Linked DNA regions of Homo sapiens: region 1 is linked to region 2. Evidence: chromatin contacts called from ENCODE Hi-C or POLR2A ChIA-PET data. All regions are on one chromosome and are shown on one strand. The core of a region is the stretch at or near the end of the contact, and the rest is flanking DNA. Distances in the headings are between cores, read along the strand shown. Region 1 has its middle 24 kb from the start of OCLN. Region 2 holds the start of SLC30A5 (solute carrier family 30 member 5).

Region 1 (2,700 bases), core at 116-2,615, 370 kb before region 2:
TAGGCTGGCAGAGGACAGTGGAGCAGCCAACACACAAAATTTCTGTTAGTGCATGGCTAAAGACTGTGATGATTTTGTACCATCCTGGGCATTTACACCCATGAAGTAGGAATTGGGGCTCTGCATCAGGCACTGCTTCTTGTGTTTCCTCTTCCCCTATTCTGGAGAGGGATGAAGGAGATCCTTTGTGAGAGGCATGTTCTCCTGGGTAGGTCGTCACCGCTGGAAAAAGACTGGGTAATTCGCAAAGAAAAGAGGTGGCCGGCCACAGTGGCTCACGCCTGTAATCCCAGCACTTTGGGAGGCCGAGGTGGGCGGATCACCTGAGGTCAGGAGTTCAAGACCAGCCTGGCCAAAATGGTGAAACCCCATTTCTACTACAAATACAAAAATTAGCTGGGCGTGATGGCGGGCACCTGTAATCCCAGCTACTTGGGAGGCTGAGGCGGGTGAATCGCTTGAACCTGGGAGGCGGAGGTTGCAGTGAGCTGAGATTGCACCATTGCACTCCAGCCTGGGCGACAAGAGTGAAACTCCGTCTCAAAAAAAAAGGAGAGAGGAAAAAGAAGAGGTTTAATTGGCTCACCGTTCTGCAGGCTGTATAGGAAACATGGCACCAGCATCTGCTTGGCTTCTAGTGAGGCCTTAGGGAGCTTTTACTCATAGCAGAAGGCAAAACAGGAGCAGACATGTCACATGGTGAGAGTGAGTGGTGGAGGTGGAGGAGGTGCCACACTTTTTTAAACAACCAGAGCTCTCAAGAGCTCTCAGAGCGAGAACTCCCTTATTATTGTGAGGACAGCACTAACCCATTTATGAGGAATCTGCCCCCATGACCCAAACACCTCACACTAGCCCACCTCCAACAGTGGGGATCACATTTCATCATAAGATTTGGAAGAGACAAAACATCCAAACCTTATCAGTCTGTGAAAATGTTTGGAAGAATAAAGTGCTACTAGCAGTTGAGCCATTCAATATTTAAGGGCAAGCTGCTTCCATGGGCTTGGTCTTAGGAGGGAATTAAAGAATAGCTAAGGTGAAACCAACTCAATAGTCCCATAGACAGTTCTGGTCTTAAGCTTGAACCTTACATTTGTATTATCTGAGTTCCTTCCTCAGGAAAGGACCCTCAAAAGCCTCTCAAAAAGTACCTGAAGAAAAAGAACTGAAACTCACCAGATCGTTGCATCCAGACAATGAGACACCAGGCCCTTCATTCATCATGATTGCTTCCTTACCCCTCTCAAGTTGAGTTCCTGTTTTCCCATGCATAGTTACATTTCTTCCCTGCTAGATTAACCCCTAATTATAGTCAGTCAGGAGATGAATTTGAGACTAGTTCCCATGTCTTCAGCTGCAGCACCCAATTAAAGCTTTCTTCCTTGGCAATACTCATTGTCTCAGTGATTGGTTTTCTGTGCTATGAGGAGCAGGACTTAGACTGAATACCTGCTATTATGGTAACAAAAGCATGGTCTATGCTGGAGGCATCTGTGGTTTTTGCATGTCTAGCTTCTATTAGAGCACACATGCAGCTTTTCATTTATAACTCACCCTTCTTCAGCCCAGCGCAGTGGCTCATGCCTGTAATCCCAGCACTTTGGGAGGTCAAGTGGGTGCATCACGAGGTCAGGAGATCAAGACCATCCTGGCTAACACGGTGAAACCTCGTCTCTACTAAAAATACAAAAAAATTAGCCAGGCGTGGTGCCAGGCGCCTGTAGTCCCAGCTACTCTGGAGGCTGAGGCAGGAGAATGGCGTGAACCCGGGAGGCAGAGATTGCAGTGAGCCAAGATCGCACCACTGCACTCCAGCCTAGGCAACAGAGTGAGACTCCATCTCAAAAAAAAAAAAAGAAAAAGAAAAAGAAAAAAAAACCTTATCTTTCTTCCATTCCATGAGGTCCTGACGGGATTGTGTTCTGCCCACACATTAGCGGATATGAGATCCAGGCTGCCTCATCTGATGTGGTGATAGGTTCAAAGATGGACACATAACCCAAACCAAGACCTATCAGACGCTTCCAGAGACATGATAGAAAGCTGCTGGAAGAGAGCCACTTCCCTGTAACCCACTACGTGCTTATGTACTGGAGCTGACACCAGGCATCTTCCGCAGTTACACAGAGAAAGTCTAAACATGACAGCATGAGACTAAATATGCTGTGAGAAGCAGTGAAGATGAGAGAAACAGACTGAAAGGGAACCCTGAAGCCAAGTCAGCTCCTAAACTTCTCAGTTCTCTAATTCAAAAGAGTCCCTTGTATGCATAAGCTGATTTGAGTTTCTGTTATTAGAAACCAAAGCCGTTCTGACTAATACAGTTTCAGTCCTCAAATTCATATCTTATGAAATTTGATAGTTATTTACTTAATAAGAGACCATTTAAAAAATATCAGCTAATTCTGAAACATACAAGCTCAGTTTAAGCATCTTATGATGACCTCAGCACCCTAGAAGGCCTGTTTCTAGAGAACACTACTTCTGCTCTCAATAGTGGAGATGGGTGGTTAGCAATAGTTGTGTTGTACCTAAACCTGTTATTCCCACTTGTACTTGCTACTACATGTGTGTACGTATGTGTATGATTTAATTAAATATTATTTAAATGATAAAATATGATGCGGGCCAGCTGCTGTGGCTCAGGCCTATAATCCCAGTACTTGGATAGGCCAAAGTGGGTGGATCACCTGAGGT
Region 2 (2,700 bases), core at 36-2,535:
AACCCGGGAAGCGGAGGTTGTCGTGAGCCGAGATCGCGCCATTGCACTCCAGCCTGGGAACAAGAGCGAAACTCCGTCTCAAAAAAAAAAAAAAAAAAAAAAGTTACGTTATAATGCTATTACTACAGTTCTAAAGAATTTATCACATTTATCACTTTCTTTAAATATCAAAGAAGTATTTATTCCAGAATGGGAAGAACTCGTTAAAAATGGAGGCAAAGAACACCAGTTCCAGCCAAATTGCAGGGCTGTATTTTGTGCATTTTCGACACTATCTCAGAACTTAGGAAGGATACACTAGAAAGTGGTCGCTGCACCTGTTGGTCCCTTACTTTTCGGGTTGGTGGGAGAATTGAAGAGAGGAAGTGGGAATTTTCACTTTTTACTCTATGAATTGCTTTGCTGTTTAGATTTTTTTTTGACAACGAGGACACATTTCTTATTTAAGAACAAAATAAAAAAAGAAAACGGGGCTGGACCCTCGATGTGCTCAGTTAATCTGAACATCCAAGTTCCCCTGAACATCCAAGTTCACGTATGTACTTTGGTTTCGTCGCCTGAAGAGAGCTGATGGTGACACCTTCCCCTAATTTATGCAGGGAAACGTCAGAAAGGTTAAGTAGTCGCCAGACTATTTCAGGGAGAAACAGCCAAGAGAAAGGCTTCTCACAGATCAGAAAAACCTCTCACGTGAACTGGCGGGCAGTTCTAAGACTGACTGTCTGCCTTGTAACCCAGAAATTCAAGCAGAAGCTTTTTGGCTTTAGCGCCTTCCTTCTGCAGCAGGCACCCGAAGAGCCCGGGGAGCCCGGAGGCAGCCTGCGCGCAGGGAGGCAGGCAGGGGGAGAGGGCGCGCCGACCCCGGGACGTCCCGGGCTGTCAGCGGAGACCGGAGGGAGGCCGGAGAAAGTGCATCCTGAGCGACCCGGCCGGTCGCTGCCTTCCGGATCGGTCCCTTACCGAGCGCTGGGTACGTCCACCGGCCCAAGGCCGCCGCCGCCGCCGGGGCCGGCCAGCACGTCCCCGCCGTATTTCTCCTCCATCCCGGGGCTCACGAGCCGCCGCCGCTGCCCCTGTCGCGGGGTCTCCTCATGTCTCGCCGCTGCCGCGGAACAGCGGGTGCAGGCGCGTCACTCCCCCATGGCAGAGACCCCGTCGGGCTCCTGCAGGCCGGGCCGCCACTGCCGCCGTCGCCGGCTCCGGCTCACTAGCACACACGCGTCGGGACTAGGCCGCGATCAGTTCCGGCGGCGCCAGGTTCCCGGGAAGCAGCGGCGGTAGGGACGTTGCCAAGCCACGTCATCAGGCCCAGCAACCCTCACTCCCGGGGGAGTGCCCAGCCTTGCGTCTGCGCAAGCAGAACACTCGCCTTTCCTCGTCCCTTAGGCTCCTCCCGCCACGTTGTGTCGCATTGAAGCTCCGCCTCCTATCAGCCTCTCCGGGTGGCGCTCCCTGTGCACTTACCTGTCCCTACAGTGCCACCTATGGGCCGTCAGAAGTACAGCGGATTCCTGTAGGGCAGAGGGGGAGGGCGTGGAAAATGTACAGCGTGTGTGATTAAACAAAGCTCACCAATCTTTTCCTCTGCGTTAGGGATTCTTTTTTTTTTTGTTTTGAGATGGAGTTTCGCTCCTGTTGCCCAGGCTGGAGTGCAATGGCGCGATCTCGGCTCACGGCAACTTCCACCTCCCAGGTTCAAGCGATTCTCCTGCCTCAGTCTCCCAAGTAGCTGGGATTACAGGCATGTGCCACCACACCTGGCTAATTTTGTATTTTTAGTAGAGACGGGGTTTCTCCATGTTGGTCAGGCTGGTCTCGAACTCCTGACCTCAGGTGATCCACCCACCTCGGCCTCCCAAAGTGCTGCGATTACAGGAGTGAGCCACCGCACTCGGCCTAGAGATTCTTAATCTAGGTTAACATACCCTCTGCCTCTAAGTTTTTGTGAGTATGGATCATTTTTGTGATGAGAAGGCCCGAAGTCTTAAAAGTTCACGTGCCCTTCCCCCAACCAGAGATAACTATTTTTGAAGCTGTAGAGAATCAATTACAAATAGTGGTACGGCCATTTCTTTTGAACAATGCCTTTGATGGACTTTGGAGAGGAGAAACTAGTATTGACCAAAATTTGCCTCCTCAGCAAACTATCCCAGGGCAATTTTCTAGGAGTGACCACGTGCGAAACTTCATGGCCTTCTCTCCTACTCCTAAGGGAACCTAAAGGCAATTTCCAGATTTCTAAAGAAACATTCTTATCCTGGGCAACATGGCAAAACCCTGTCTCTATCAAAAATACAAAAACAATTAGCCAGGCGTGGCATATGCCTGTGGTCCCAGCCACTCAGGAGGGAGAGGCGGAAGGATCGCTTGAACGTGGGAGGTCAAGGTTGCAATAAGGCATGATCATGCTACTGTGCTCCAGCCTGGGCAACAGAGCAAGACCGTCTCTGGAAAAAAAAAAAAAAAGAAAGAAAAAGAAAGGATTCTTCTTTGCCACAGGGAGCCTGGGGTCATCTATCAAATAAAGTAACGGAGGAAGGTGACTGCTTTTGTGGCTTTTTGTGTGGGGCCTGGAGTACTGGTAACCGTTGTTGCTAGAGGCCCTGGAATCCAACTGTGTGAGGACAGAACATAGGAGAAGGAAGAGGATTTTGTTAAGTGTTGCTGCAAACTGTTTTGTCTCCTTTTTGAAAAGGAAAG

What was found. A loop is a pair of places that touch in the nucleus more often than their neighbours do. ChIA-PET counts read pairs that join two places held with the same protein, here RNA polymerase II (POLR2A). Pooled maps may share reads with other maps.
Region 1: a loop to region 2 is called in a map with no recorded cell type, with 10 times the contacts of the local background. The contact joins the enhancer-like site here to the promoter of SLC30A5 in region 2. A Hi-C loop is called at or near these places in 3 of 37 single-sample maps with no recorded cell type and 3 of 50 pooled maps. POLR2A ChIA-PET finds 5 or more read pairs at or near these places in 3 of 52 experiments (AG04450, PC-9 and activated T-cell).

The regions. Positions count from the first base shown.
Region 1 is chr5:69,467,381-69,470,080 of GRCh38, reverse strand. It overlaps the pseudogene RPS27P14. Among named protein-coding and RNA genes, the nearest start is that of OCLN, 24 kb to the left of the region's middle. Within about 2 kb of position 1,365, at least 2 of the 41 ENCODE cell types and tissues checked have a DNase peak (open chromatin) inside an H3K27ac peak, as active enhancers do.
Region 2 is chr5:69,092,599-69,095,298 of GRCh38, reverse strand. It overlaps SLC30A5 (solute carrier family 30 member 5), which reads right to left and starts at 1,285. Exons shown (of 16, transcript NM_022902.5): 1 at 961-1,285. The coding sequence starts at 1,043. RefSeq lists silencers at 503-797, 843-1,132, 1,463-1,572 and an enhancer at 1,263-1,362.